2 separate regions of the Homo sapiens genome follow, and region 2 is linked to region 1. A link is an interaction called in ENCODE POLR2A ChIA-PET data of the cell type or tissue named here. Cell type or tissue: B cell. All regions are shown on one strand. Each heading gives the region's core, and the rest is flanking DNA. Links, peaks and the distances in the headings are about the cores only.

Region 1 (8,197 bases), core at 2,058-6,057:
CTAGGAGATCACATGAGACCATGTAGGCCACTGTTAGCAGTGAGTACAATGGTAAATGAGTAGAAGGATTTTGAACAGCAAGATTGCTATGATCTTACTTAACACTTATAAAAGAGTCACTCCTATGACTTTTGTAGGGTGAGTAAGCTATAGTAATATCAATAGAAATGAACATGCTTTGCATTTGCCATGTGTCAGGTATTATTATTATTATTTATTTTACTTTTTTTTGAGATAGGGTCTTACTCTGCAGCCCAGGCTGGAGTGCATTGGCATTGATCATGGCTCACTGCAGCCACGACCTCCTGGGCTTAGGTGATCCTCCCACCTCAGCGTCCCAGGTAGCTGGAACTACAGGTGTACGCCACCACACCTGGCTAATTTTTTATATTTTTAGTAGAGATGGGGTTTTGCCATGTTGCCCAGGCTGGTCTCAAACTCTGAGTTCAAACAATCTACCTGCCTCAGCCTCCCAGTGGGCTGGGATTACAGGTGTGAGCCACCATGCCCAGCCTCATCATTCTTATTAACTGGTTTAATCCTTTCAATAATCCTATTAAGTAGAATTATTAGGTAATTAGAATTAGGTTAAAAAGAGCTGAGGTGTGGGTGTTCGTTTCTCAGGTGAAACATGGCTAAAAGCTTACGGAGTAAGTGGAAAAGAAAGATGCGTGCTGAAAAGAGAAAAAAGAATGCCCCAAAGGAGGCCAGCAGGCTTAAAAGTATTCTCAAACTAGACGGTGATGTTTTAATGAAAGATGTTCAAGAGATAGCAACTGTGGTGGTACCCAAACATTGCCAAGAGAAAATGCAATGTGAGGTAAAAGATGAAAAAGATGACATGAAAAGGGAGACTGATACTAAGAGAAACAAAAAGACTCTTCTAGACCAGCATGGACAGTACCCAATATGGATGAACCAAAGGCAAAGAAAAAGGCTGACGGCAAAGCGAGAGAAAAGAAAGGGGAAAAGCAAAGCAAAAGCAGTGAAAGTGGCAAAGGGTTTGGCGTGGTAGACTCTTAAAACCTTGGAAAATGCCACATGGGATAGATGATGGATTAGAATGTATATACATGTATACTTTGATTTCAGCTGCCACCAAATGAAAACCATTTGTTTTCCTATTTTAACTTGGCCTTTTTTCTTCAATTCAAACCCAGCATAACTCCTGAAGTTTGTTTTGGGAACTTGAATAAAATATTTTCTTTGATACAAAAAAAAAAAAGAATTAGGTTAAAAAGAATTAGGTAATTCTTTTTTTATTAGGTAGAATCCTGTTAGGTAGAATTATTTTATAGATGATAAAAGTAAGGGAAGTTAAACACCTTGCTCAAGGTCATTTGTGTAACAAGAATGAGTGCCAGCATTTGCACTCAGACAGTGTAGCTCTAGAGTGTGTGCCCTTCTCAAGTACTCCAGCATGAATGCAGAGTATTCGCACTGAGCCACAGAGGCAAGCAGTCAGGAGAGTACGCATCTGAAACGGTGCTGTGGGGTGTTGAACTTGCATGGTGAGTCGCATGTGGGATCAGCTTTCTAGAAGTATTGATTATGGCAGATTGAGATGGTAAAACTCTGACTCTCAGTCACAGATACCTTGAGAAATACTATATTATTAATATACTACTACTTGCTGGTGGGGGTTTGTGGAAGCTGTTGCAGTTGACAAGGTAAGAGATGATGGTGACTTGGACGAGTATAGCAGAGGAGTAGAAAGAAGTGGTCAGGGCCAGGCGTGGTGGCTCATGCCTGTAATCACAGCACTTTGGGAGGCCAAGGTGGGTGGATCACAAGGTTAGGAGTTTGAGACCAGCCTGGCCAACATAGTGAAACAAAAAATTAGCTGGGCATGGTGGCAGGCACCTGTAATCCCAGCTACTTGGGAGGCTGAGGCAGGAGAATCACTTGAACCTGGGAGGCAGAGGTTGCAATGAGCCAAGATTGCGCCATTGCACTCCAGCCCGGGCGACAGTGTGAGACTCCATCTCAAAAAAAGAAAAAAAAAAAAAAAAGAAAGAAAAAAGTTGTCAGATTAGGACAGGCACAGTGGCTCATACCTGTAATTTCAGCACTTTGGGAGGCCGAGGTGGGTGGATCACTTGAGGTCAGGAGTTTGAGACCAGCCTGGACAACATGGTGAAGCCCTCTCTCTACTAAAAATACAAAAATTAGCTAAACACAGTGGCACGTGCCTGTAATCCCAGCTGCTTGGGAGACTGAGGCAGGAGAATCACTTAAACCCGGGAAGCGGAGGTTGAAGTGAGCCAAGATCGCACCACTGCACTCCAGCTGTGTGACAGAGCAAGACTCCATCTCAAAAAAAAAAAAGAAGAAGAAGAAGTGGTCAGATTCAGGACGTGTTTTGAGGATAAGTGGTGGATTTAATGTAGGGCTTGAGAAAATGCCATTGTGTATGACTGACTGGTGTTTGAATCCTTTATCATATCCCAGGGCCGGTCTAGGACACATAATTGTGTGTGCCTAGGCATTCTTCCCAGTTTGTTGTGGCTGCCCTGCCCAAGCCCACATCACCTATTAGCTTCACGTCCTTCTCTCCGCAGCCACCAAAACCCTCAACAGGGGCATCTCTGAGTTCATCGTGATGGCTGCAGACGCCGAGCCACTGGAGATCATTCTGCACCTGCCGCTGCTGTGTGAAGACAAGAATGTGCCCTACGTGTTTGTGCGCTCCAAGCAGGCCCTGGGGAGAGCCTGTGGGGTCTCCAGGCCTGTCATCGCCTGTTCTGTCACCATCAAAGAAGGCTCGCAGCTGAAACAGCAGATCCAATCCATTCAGCAGTCCATTGAAAGGCTCTTAGTCTAAACCTGTGGCCTCTGCCACGTGCTCCCTGCCAGCTTCCCCCCTGAGGTTGTGTATCATATTATCTGTGTTAGCATGTAGTATTTTCAGCTACTCTCTATTGTTATAAAATGTAGTACTAAATCTGGTTTCTGGATTTTTGTGTTGTTTTTGTTCTGTTTTACAGGGTTGCTATCCCCCTTCCTTTCCTCCCTCCCTCTGCCATCCTTCATCCTTTTATCCTCCCTTTTTGGAACAAGTGTTCAGAGCAGACAGAAGCAGGGTGGTGGCACCGTTGAAAGGCAGAAAGAGCCAGGAGAAAGCTGATGGAGCCAGGACAGAGATCTGGTTCCAGCTTTCAGCCACTAGCTTCCTGTTGTGTGCGGGGTGTGGTGGAATTAAACAGCATTCATTGTGTGTCCCTGTGCCTGGCACACAGAATCATTCATACGTGTTCAAGTGATCAAGGGGTTTCATTTGCTCTTGGGGGATTAGGTATCATTTGGGGAGGAAGCATGTGTTCTGTGAGGTTGTTCGGCTATGTCCAAGTGTCGTTTACTAATGTACCCCTGCTGTTTGCTTTTGGTAATGTGATGTTGATGTTCTCCCCCTACCCACAACCATGCCCTTGAGGGTAGCAGGGCAGCAGCATACCAAAGAGATGTGCTGCAGGACTCCGGAGGCAGCCTGGGTGGGTGAGCCATGGGGCAGTTGACCTGGGTCTTGAAAGAGTCGGGAGTGACAAGCTCAGAGAGCATGAACTGATGCTGGCATGAAGGATTCCAGGAAGATCATGGAGACCTGGCTGGTAGCTGTAACAGAGATGGTGGAGTCCAAGGAAACAGCCTGTCTCTGGTGAATGGGACTTTCTTTGGTGGACACTTGGCACCAGCTCTGAGAGCCCTTCCCCTGTGTCCTGCCACCATGTGGGTCAGATGTACTCTCTGTCACATGAGGAGAGTGCTAGTTCATGTGTTCTCCATTCTTGTGAGCATCCTAATAAATCTGTTCCATTTTGATGACAGAATGGCAGTGCCTGATTCTTAGTAAGTATCCGGCTAAAATTGGAATGAAGACATACTTAGCTTTACTAGAGTGGTGATAGCTGCTTAAGACTTTTTTTTTCTTCTTTGTGAAAGAGTTTCACTCTTGTTGCCTAGGCTGGAGTGCAATGGCACGATCTCGGCTCACTGCAGCCTCTGCCTCCTGGGTTCAAGTGATGCTCCTGCCTCAGCCCCCAAAGTAGCTGGGATTACAGGCGTGCGTCACCACGCCCAGCTAATTTTGTATTTTTAGTAGAGACAGGGTTTCACCATGTTGGCCAGGCTGGTCTTGAACTCCTGACCTCAGGTAATCTGCCTGTCTCAGCCTCGCAAAGCGCTGGGATTACAGGTGTGAGCCACCACGCCTGGCCACTTGCTTAGACTTTTTTTTACCAGAAGGCTATGGAAGAGCTGTCTCCTCCTACCAGGTAGTTTCTACCTTGGCAGTTCAAAATGTCGTCTTATACACACTCAACTGGAGCATTGCTATCACTGGAACTGGCTTTCTCAACCTCCGTGCTGTTGACATTTGGGGCTGGTTAATTTGTTGTGAGGACTGCCCTGTGTGTTGTATGTTTAGTAGCATCACTGGCTTCTACCCGCTAGGTGGCAATAGCAGCACCCCCCCACAACCAAAAAATGTTTCCGGACATTGTTAAATGCCCCCGGCAGTAAAATCACCCCCAATTGAGAATCACTGTTGGAGAATCAGGGTTTCTAGTAACCCTTGGCACATGCAGGATTGGTATTGGTGACTAAAGCCACTGCCCCCTCACTTGCCTCTTCTACTTATTATCTTAAGGATAAGTTCCTTGAGAGCCTAATAACTCAGCTTGAGAAATCTTCCAAGGTGCAAGTAACTGGGTACCATAGTGATCCCCTCTTTGCCAGCTTGGGCCAATATACCCCTGCTCTAGCAAGAAGCACACCTGGGGGAACCTGGCAGCCACCTTAGCCAGTCGGACCTGTTCTGTGCATCCTGGGCTGGTCATTTCTCCCAGCTTACTCCAGTGTTCTCATCACCACCCCTGAAGCAGTTTTATATTTTTGGATGGTGGAATTTTACACAGTGCTTACTTTTTCACAGTCATGCATTCAGTGTTTTTGGTCAATGACAGACCACATATATGACAGTGGTCCCCTAAGATTGTAATACTGTGTTTTTACTGTACCTTTCCTACGTTAAGATGCACAAATGCCATTGTGTTACAATTGCCTACGGTATTCAGTAACATGCAGTACAGGTTTGTAGCCTAGGTGTATGTATAGTAGGCTGTTCCATCTAGGGTTTTGTTTGTTTGTTTGAGACAGTCTCACTCTGTCGCCCAGGCTGGAGTGCAGTGGTATAATCTCAGCTCACTGCAACCTCCGCCTCCTGGGTTCAAGCGATTCTTTTGCCTCAGCCTCCTGAGTAGCTGGGATTACAGGAGCACGCCACCACACCCGGCTAATTTTTGTATTTTTAGTAGAGACAGGGTTTCCCCATGTTGGTCAGGCTGGTCTTGAACTCCTGATCTCTTGATCTGCCCACCTCGGCCTCCCAAAGTGCTGGGATTACAAGCGTGAGCCACCGCACCCAGCCGGTTTTTGTAAGTATACTCTATGGTGTTTACACAGTGACGAAATTGCCTAACAATGCATTTTTCAGAACTTACCTCTGTCATTAAATGACACATTACTTTTTTTTTTTTTTGAGACAGTCTCGCTCTGTCACCAAGGTTGGAGTGCAGTGGAGCAATCTCAGCTCACTGCAACCTCCGCCTCCTGGGTTTAAGCGATGCTCCTTCCTCAGCCTCCTGAATAGCTGGGATTACAGACACACGCCACCACGCCCAGCTAACTTTTGTGTTTTTAGTAGAGACGGGGTTTTACCATGTTGGCCAGGCTGGTCGGGAACTCCTAACCTCAAGTGATCCAACCTGCCTCAGCCTCCCAAAGTGCTGGGATTACAGGCGTGAGCCATCCCGCCCAGCCAACGTAATGACTTTTTTCTTTCTTTTTTTTTTTTCTGAGACAGAGTCTGGCTCTTGTAGCCCAGGCTGGAGTGCAATAGCGCGATCTCAGCTCACTGCAACCTCCGCTTTCCAGGTTCAAGTGATTGTCCTGCCTCAGCCTTCCAAGTAGCTGGGATGACAGGTGCCCACCACCATGCCTGGCTAATTTTTTGTATTTTAGTAGAGACGGGGTTTCACCACGTTGGCCAGGCTAGTCTCAAACTCCTGACCTCATGGCCCACACCCCGCCTCCCCCCGCCACCTTGGTCTCTCAAAGTGTTGGGATTACAGGCGTGAGCCACCGTTCCCGGCTCCAAACATCCTTTCTTTAGGGCCTTTCCTAGCTACCCCACCTCATAATTTCCTTTTCCCCCAGCTCTGTAACATTCTACTTTTTTTTTTTAACTTAAACATAACTAATGTCTGAGATTGCTTTCTTTTTTTTTTTTTTTTTTTTTTTTTTTTGAGACATAGTCTCTGTTGCCCAGGCTGGAGTGCAGTGGCATGATCTCAGCTCACTGCAACCTCCACCTCCCCGGTTCGAGCAATTTCTCTGCCTCAGCCTCCCAAGTAGGTAGGATTACAGAAGTGTGCCACCACGCCCAGCTAATTTTTGTATTTTTTAGTAGAGATGGGGTTTCACCACGTTGGCCAGACTGGTCTCAAACTTCTGACCTCAAGTGATCCGCCTGCTTTTGCCTCCCACAGTGCTGGGATTACAGGCGTGAGCCACTGGGCCCAGCCTGAGATTGCCTTCTGATTTTTGTTTCTAAACATTTTATTTTTGAGAGAGAATCCGTTGCTTTCATCAGGTCTCAAAGGTTCCCCTGACCCCAAACACAACTGGTTAGGAATTTCAGATTTTCAGTGTTTCCTGAAACTCTTTCCCAAGAGAACCTGCAATTAAATAGTTTTACATTTACAGTATTGACCTAAAGAGATTATTTATTTGTTGTATTTGAACGTTTTCATTATCTTTGATCTCAAACTGATGGATGGAAAGGCAGCTTGTTCTTGGAAATGAGTGTCCCCCATTCCCCTGGCATCAGGTTACTTTTTTTTTTTTTTTTTTTTTTTGAGACAGTCTTACTCTGTCACCCAGGCTGGAGTGCATTGGTGCAGACTCGGCTCACTGCAACCTCTGCCTCCCGGGTTCAAGAGATTCTCCTGCCTCAGCCTCCCGAGTAGCTAGGATTACAGGTGCATACCACCATGCCCGGCTAATTTTTGCATTTTTAGTACAGATGAGATTTCACCATGTTGTCAAGGCTGGTCTCAAACTCCTGGCCTCAGGTGATCTGCCCGCCTTGGTCCCCCAGAGTGCTGGGATTACAGGCATGAGCCACCATGTCTAGCCCAGGTTACATTTGGAAAAATCAAGTATGGCCTCTGGCTTGAGCTGATGTATCTACTTGGGGGTAGGGTCATGGGGATGGAAGATAACTATACTCTTGTGAAGGAAGGAAATAATTTAAAGTAGCAAGTCAATATTCACAATGACCTGTGGCAGCCAGCCTCCAAGATGGCTCCAGTGCTCCTCACCTGCGATTCACGCCCTCGTATAGTCTACCACACCAACTCAGAGTCTGGCAGAATCGATGTGACATTGCAGTTTCTGCCTTCATTTCTTCAGATAACTGGCTATAAGGGAAGTCAGCTGCCATGGACTTAAGGACATGGAGGTCCTAAGGCCTCTAGCCAACAGCTGGCATCACCTTTGCCAGCCATGGGAATGAGCCTCTGTTTCATTTGTACCTGTGGAATTTTTTTTTTTTTTTTTTTTGAGACGGAGTCTCGCTCTGTCACCCAGGCTGGAGTGCAGTGGCGCAATCTTGGCTCACTGCAAGCCCCGCCTCCCAGGTTCACGCCATTCTCCTGCCTCAGCCTCCCAAGTAGCTGGGACTACAGGCACCTGCCACCACGCCCGGCTAATTTTTTGTATTTTTTTTGTAGAGACGGGGTTTCACCATGTTAGCCAGAATGGTCTCGAACTCCTGACCTCGTGATCCGCCCGCCTCAGCCTCCCAAAGTGCTGAGATTACAGGCGTGAGCCATCGCGCCCGGCCTCCTGTGGGATTTTAATTAACAGATTGAGTGATGACACTAAGTCAATGCCATTGAAAGAATGTACGTTTCCTACGAGAAGGGGCATTCCACACAGCACAGGGCCATGGGAGAAACATCGCGCTTTGTTTACGAGTCAGAATTAGAGCAAGGGGAATCATAGGCCACATCCTTTATCAGAGTTTCCTCAGGAAAGGCAGGACAGAATAAACGGTTTAGGATTGATTGGCTAGTTTGAATCGTTCCAGTGGGCTTTGGGCTATGGGGTGGTCTCTAGTTGCCTGGCATCTGGTCCT
Region 2 (6,666 bases), core at 694-4,693, 540 kb before region 1:
GAAGTTGTCTATTCCGGTATGAATGGTTTTGATACAGGAATTAAGGCTTTACCCAACCCTGGAAGAACTGGAATTGGGAAGGTTCCTGATGATTTCATACTGAAGTGTCATAGTGAATGGTTCTCGTGAGCTCATGGGGAAGCCGCTATGAATCCACGTGTGCTGCATCTACCTCCAGGGAATATCATCAACCTCTACGTTTATTTTGCCTTCTAAATCTCTCTTGCACTTCTCATTGCAAACTCTAACCCAGAACCATGCTGCTAAAGGGTTCTGGAACGGAAGTTCTCAGCTTCTGATCTGCAGAGGAGAGCTTGGAAGGAGGGTGGTCACGATGCTGAGTTGACAACAATGCAGAAGATTAATAAAGGGACTGGAAAGGGTGAGCAGGGTTTGGGGAAGCCAACAGGAAAGTGAAGTCTTCTGTGCTAGCAGTAGCAGGGAGTTGTTACCTACTGCCTTCTAGACCTGAAGGGCAGAGGATGAAGTGGTTCCTGGAGTTTGGAGAAAGTGGCTATATGTTGAGGTTGCCCGATGGAGCTGCAGCCATTGGTGGAGGGTCTCAGCCAGCCTCAGTAACCTCGGGGTGGGAGCCAGGAGAGTAAGTTCCTCTCACTTTCCTCCTCTCCTGCCTCTTACCAGCCAAACTGGGTCAGAAGGCAAGGGTGGTGGGGCCTGTCAGTTGTCCTTCCATTGTCCGTTCTAGGGCATAGAGTAGGGTGGAGATGGGTGAGGAGAGGCTGTGGGGGCAAACAGGGAATATCCCTTACACAGGCTATAACTAGATGCATCATTGTCAATGTCTTGAGGATTTAAAGGCAAAGAAGGAGAATAAGCAGAAAATCATGACAGAGGATGAAAAAATTAGCTGGGGCCAGGCACAATGGCTGAATTCTAGCACTTTGGGAGGTTGAAACAGCAGGATGGCTTGAGCCCAGGAGTTTGAGACCAGCCTGGACAGCACAGTGAGACTCTGTCTCTATTTTTAAGAAATTATAAAAATTAGCCATAGTCCCAATTATTTTTTAAAAATTAGCCAGGGGTCCCATGCCTGTGGTCCCAGCTACTTGGGAGGCTGAGGCAGGAGGATTGCCTGAGCTGGGAGTTGAGGCCGCAGTGAGCCTGTGGTCATGCCACTGCACTCCAGCCTGGGCAACAGAGTGAGACTCTCTTTCCAAAAAAGAGAATGGATTGGGAAGTGGGATGTTGTTGGACATATGGAGGAAGAAGGACAGAGAAAGCCAATGTTGGTTTTCTATAAGAGGGCAAGGTCATCAGCCCTCTAATAGGATGGGGAGAACAAGTCTGCAGCTGGTTATGAGTGAGTTTGTGAGGTCGGCACATGGACTCTGGAATGTTTAGGCACAGAGTTCTGGACCTCACTAATACACCTCCACAGCCCTTCTGAAACTGTTCAGAAAGTTAGGAATATAGGAGAAAAACAGGAAAGGGAGAGTCATTATGGATGGGAAGTACATCGGTAGGCCTCTTTTTTATTTATTTATTGAGACGGAATCTCGCTTTGTTGCCCAGGCTGGAGGGCAGTGGCGCGATCTCTGCTCACTGCAACCTCTGCCTCCGAGGCTCAGGCGATCCTCCTGCCTCAGCCCCCCGAGGTGCTGGGACTACAGGCACGCATCACCATGCCTGGCTAATTTTTGTATTTTTTATAAAGATAGGGTTTCGCCATGTTGCCCAGGCTGGTCTCGAACTCCTGAGCCCAAGTGATCTGCCCGCCTTGACCTCCCAAAGTTCAGGGATTACAGGGGTGAGCCACTGTGCCCAGCCTCTTTTTTAGAGTGTGTATGCAAGTTCCTTAGGTGACTTATTCCTTTGAGGTATCAGATTTTCCTTACTATTTGTATTCATTTAAACAAAGGAATTCAGGCACTTATTATTACTAATCACAGTGCTTTAAAACTGACTACACTGATGCTTTTTTTAAGATGATGGGATAAAATTGGAATTATCTCTATTAGCTTTTTTTTTTTTTTTTTTTTTTTTTTGAGACAGGGTTACTGTCACCCAGGGTGGAGCACATTGGCACATTCATAGCTCGTTGCAGCCTCGAACTCCTGAGTTCAAGCAATCGTCCTACCTCAGCCTCTTGAGCAGCTGGGACTGTAGGCACACCTCATGACACTGTGCATTTAAAATTTTTTTTAACCCAGGCTGGTCTTGAACTCCTGACCTCAAGCGATCCTCACACCTCAGCCTCCCAAAACACTGGGATTACAGGTGTGAGCCACCACACCCAGCCTATTACTTATTTTATAGCTCCAGGTTTACATTTTCTGTCGTTGGTATATGCTAGTTGGTTTTCTTAATTGGTTTACTTGGCATTCCTAAAAAAGATAAACCTGGGCAACCACCTTCTCCTACTCAGGTGCTTCATGTATACTAAGAATATTTAGCATGACTGGAACCCTGCAGGAGGTATTTGGCCTTGGATTTTTTTTTTTTCTTTTTCATAAAGTAGAACCATAACAATAGGGAAAGGGGTATCATACAGGACAGGGAATCTGCAGGGGAAGGCTGAGAACAGACCTAAGAAGGAGTCCTTCCTGTATCTGTTTTCCCTGTCTGGAGATAGGGCAGCCTCAGGCCTGATACCCTGATGTTTAAAGTGGCCTTTAGCTCTTGGTGGCTCCTATTTAGGAAGAATATGGAGCAAGTGGCAACATTGTTTATACACTCAGATCTTCAGAAGCCTGATTTTATTTCCAGAAGGATTAATTAAACAACATGTAACATAGCTTTTTATAGAGAATATCTCTTGAGAAGGCTTTTCATTAGTTTAAACTGCTAGCTTTAATGTTTTTGTTCAATTTAGCCCCCATTCAGCCTTGTTTTATCTAGAGAAGGCCACTGGCACTGAGGAGTAGAGCAGGAGCACATCACAAGGGGAAAAAATTAATACTCATGTAGACAGAATTGCTCTTGATAGTTCTAAGAATGATGGGGAGCGGGTGAAGAGCCAGCTGGAACAGTATGGAGGTCCTTATAAGAGGGTGGCAGTGAAGGGACAGATTTATTGTGGGTGGCTACCCACTTTCAAGGCCAAACTGACAGGACAACTGGTATTTTTTACTGACCATGTGGAAGACCCTCTGGGCAATGTAATGTTAAAAACATGTCCTGCCCCCAGCCCTGCTGCCTAGGAGCTTTGTGAACTCTGCTTCTGTTTCCTCATCTGTAAAAGGAGCGTGCTAGTGTTGTGAGGATTAAATGAGTTAGTGTATGTGAAGTGCTGGAACAGTGTCAAGCAGCATCATCACCATTTGAATAGCTATTACCTACTGCCCTGCAGATTCACTGGAACAAAGCAACAGAGGCATTTTGAATAGGATGAGAAGTTTCCTTTAGATTCTGACATTATTTGCACATGAATGTTTAGCGATTGTTTTGGGTCACATGACTATATAATCAAGCTTAAGGAAGTAGACCCTTGTCTAGCTGTTTTAGACTTACGATATTTCAAGATATGGGTCAAGCTTTTAGAATTTGGGGTTACTGGCCATCTTCTGCTCTAATCAATATTTACTTTCTGAAGTCTTTCCTCAGTTCTCATGTGGACTCAAGCTGGGTCTTTCCCTTAGAACCGGACTCATGGGATTTTACAGGCAAGGTCTTCAGCATCCTCCAGCTCTGCTTTTAGGTTGATCATATTCTATTTTCACTTTCTATAATTCTCTCATGTCACTCCCACAGCACCATCTCTGAATATGTGAGTTCTAGCCTAGTTCTCTAAGGCCTAGTTCTTACACCATTTAATCATTCACACAGACTCCGGTGTGATGACGTGAGGATTACAGCAAGGAACAGTCAGTTTCTGCCCTTTAAGGAGTTTACATTTTAGTCAGAGGAGAGACAGACAGTAAACAAGTAGCATATATGTGTCTGTTTGGAGTAAGTATGGGGCCAGGCAGGGGATAAAACAGGGGAGGGAGTTACAGCCAGGGAAAAGGTGTGGAGCTGGCTGTTTTTACTAGAATGACCAGGGAATGAGTGACACTTGCCCAAAGACTGGAAGGAGAGCAAGCTATCTGGCTCTGGGAGAAGAACGTGCAGGTGAGAACAGAGTTCCTATGTAGATATGTGGTAGGCCTGTTCCAGGAACAAGGCAACTGTGGGGCTAGAGCAGAGAGTGATAGGGGAGGAGCTCAGAGAGGTCAAGGGGGTGGGAGCAGGGGCCTTTGAGACCAGTTTCCCAAAGAATGAGGTGGGAGCCACTCCAGGGATTGGAGAGGATAAATCTGACTTACCTTTAAAAAGGTTGTTGACTTTCCTGCAGGCAACTCCATTTTCAGCTCCCCTTCAGGGGAACTAGGAAACTAGCTTCATAAACCATTGTAACTAAACTAAACTGTCTATTACACCTCACTTTACCCTATATGTATTTTGGAACTTGTTTTTTTAAGTAATTGGTTCTAAAGTCACTTGGAGCAATTTGGCCTTGTCCCTTTCATCTCTGACTCTGAGGAGACAGGCCCAGGTGAAAGGGGAAAAAATCAGCTTGATTGATTAAGAGGGATTATAATAGGTAATACAAAGTGGTGGCTCAGTCAGATAACTTTGAAAGAGTCTGGGTCCTAGGCTTGATGAATTCCTATTTTCCTCTCTGTTTTTTGCTGTCCTCCAAGATGATTGCTTCTAATTCTTTCATAGTAATGGCCAGTAATAACTGTGAATTTAAAAAACTGGCAAATACAAATACCACATGGCGGGTAAAGGTGCTGGAACTTCTTGGAAACCTCCCAAAATAATCTGGAAGAATAGTCACTGCTATTCACTGGCTTAAGTCTAGCCCTTTGTACCTGGGAATTGAAGGAGAGTGGTGGAGAGAGGGGTGCTGTAGACACAGTCATATGCCAAGAAGAGGTTGACTCCAAAGTTTGTGTGGAACCCATATGGGCTGAGTGTCCTGGAGTCACCAGTCATCACAGGTAGTTGGCAATTATAGTAAAGCTGCAAAAATTTGCACTTGGACATAAGGAATTGGCTGCAGTTCTCTGGCCAGGTCTGTTTCTCAGTGTTGGGGAGTGGCGATCAGCAGCCAGTGTTAAAACCCGCAGTTCAGTGATCACCCTAATACATGAAAGCAGAGAAATGAAAGTAGTGGCTTATGCCTGTAGTCCCAAAACTTTGAGAGGCCGAGGCAGGAGGATCATTTGAAGCCAGGTGTTTGATGCTGCAGTGAACTACGACTGTGCCCCTGCACACTCCAGCCTGGGCAAGAGTGAGACCTTGTCTCAAAAAAAAAAAAAAAAAAAAAAAAAAAAGGATTTGGTTTTTCTTACCCCACACCCCCTCCCCCGCATAACTGGGAGGCTTATTGAAAAATTGCTGTTTTTCATTGACAGTAATAACACAGCCCCATATTTTAATCTGGTTGAGTTTGGGGGCTCATTTGTCTAATAAGGCATTATTAGATATATGAGACATACATGTTTTTGCTGTATTGGGTTTGTATGCACTCAGAGTGCTGCTTTTCATTCTACTACAGATTCTTGCCTCACTCTTTAGGCCATTTCTCTGCATATGTGCATTTTCAGAAGTGGATAGGATAAAATATAAAAGATGAAATTCAAGGTCAGGCGTGGTGGCTCATGCCTGTAATTCCAGCACTTTGGGAGGCCGAGGTGGGCGGATCACGAGGTCAGGAGTTCGAGACCAGCCTGGCCAGCACAGTGAAACCCTGTCTCTACTAAAAATACAAAAAATTAGCCGAGCCTGGTGGCCATGCGCCTGTAGTCCCAGCTACTCGGGAGGCTGAGGCAAGAGAATTGCTTGAACCCTGCAGGCAGAAGTTGCATTGAGCTGAGATCGTGCAATTGCACTCCAGCCTGGGTGACAGAGTGAGACTCTTGTCTCAAAAAACCAAAAAAAAAAAATAGAAATTCAAACCAGTCAGCTTCATCTGGGCCTCTGATTCATCTTTATTCCCTCCATCATCTAGACTTGATTTTATTTGTACCAAGGAGATGCGTGTCTAATGTTTTTCTTTCTTCTATTTCTAGGAGGGCTGTTGGCCTGCTGCTGTGCTGCTGAACAGTATGCAGTCCTTTCGGGAGCAAAGCAGTTACCACGGAAACCAGCAAAGCTACCCACAGGAGGTACACGGCTCATCCCGGCTAGAAGAGTTCAGCCCTCGTCAGGCCCAGATGTTCCAGAATTTTGGAGGTACAGGTGGCAGTAGTGGCAGCAGTGGCAGTGGCAGTGGTGGTGGACGACGAGGAGCAGCAGCTGCTGCGGCAGCGATGGCTAGCGAGACCTCTGGCCATCAAGGTTACCAGGGTTTCAGGAAAGAGGCTGGAGATTTTTACTACATGGCAGGCAACAAAGACCCCGTGACTACAGGAACCCCACAGCCTCCTCAGCGAAGGCCTTCTGGGCCTGTGCAGAGCTATGGACCCCCCCAGGGGAGCAGCTTTGGCAATCAGTATGGGAGTGAGGGTCATGTGGGCCAGTTTCAAGCACAGCACTCTGGCCTTGGCGGTGTGTCACATTATCAGCAGGATTACACTGGGCCTTTCTCTCCAGGGAGTGCTCAGTACCAACAGCAGGCTTCCAGCCAGCAGCAGCAGCAGCAAGTCCAGCAGTTGAGACAACAGCTTTACCAGTCCCATCAGCCCCTGCCACAGGCCACTGGCCAACCAGCATCCA

What was found. Peaks named below come from ENCODE experiments on the same cell type or tissue, not always from the same donor. Only the 100,000 strongest peaks of a DNase experiment are listed, where the experiment ranks them.
Region 2: POLR2A ChIA-PET joins it to region 1 with 5 read pairs; 2 of 35 experiments call an interaction of 5 or more read pairs at or near these places.

The regions. Positions count from the first base shown.
Region 1 is chr22:41,669,560-41,677,756 of GRCh38, reverse strand. SNU13 (small nuclear ribonucleoprotein 13) reads left to right here. Exons shown (of 3, transcript NM_001003796.2): 3 at 2,562-3,824. The coding sequence ends at 2,824. It overlaps LOC107985567 (protein LLP homolog), which reads left to right and starts at 597. Exons shown (of 1, transcript XM_047441692.1): 1 at 597-2,555. The coding sequence starts at 632. The coding sequence ends at 1,015. In B cell, for the core only: a CTCF peak has its summit at 4,383; a DNase peak (open chromatin) is centred at 4,453; H3K27ac peaks cover 414 bases.
Region 2 is chr22:42,214,696-42,221,361 of GRCh38, reverse strand. TCF20 (transcription factor 20) reads left to right here. Exons shown (of 6, transcript NM_001378418.1): 2 at 6,021-6,666. The coding sequence starts at 6,057. Among named protein-coding and RNA genes, the nearest start is that of TCF20, 53 kb to the left of the region's middle. RefSeq lists enhancers at 3,021-3,609, 5,880-6,379. In B cell, for the core only: no CTCF peak of the experiment used is centred there; no DNase peak of the experiment used is centred there.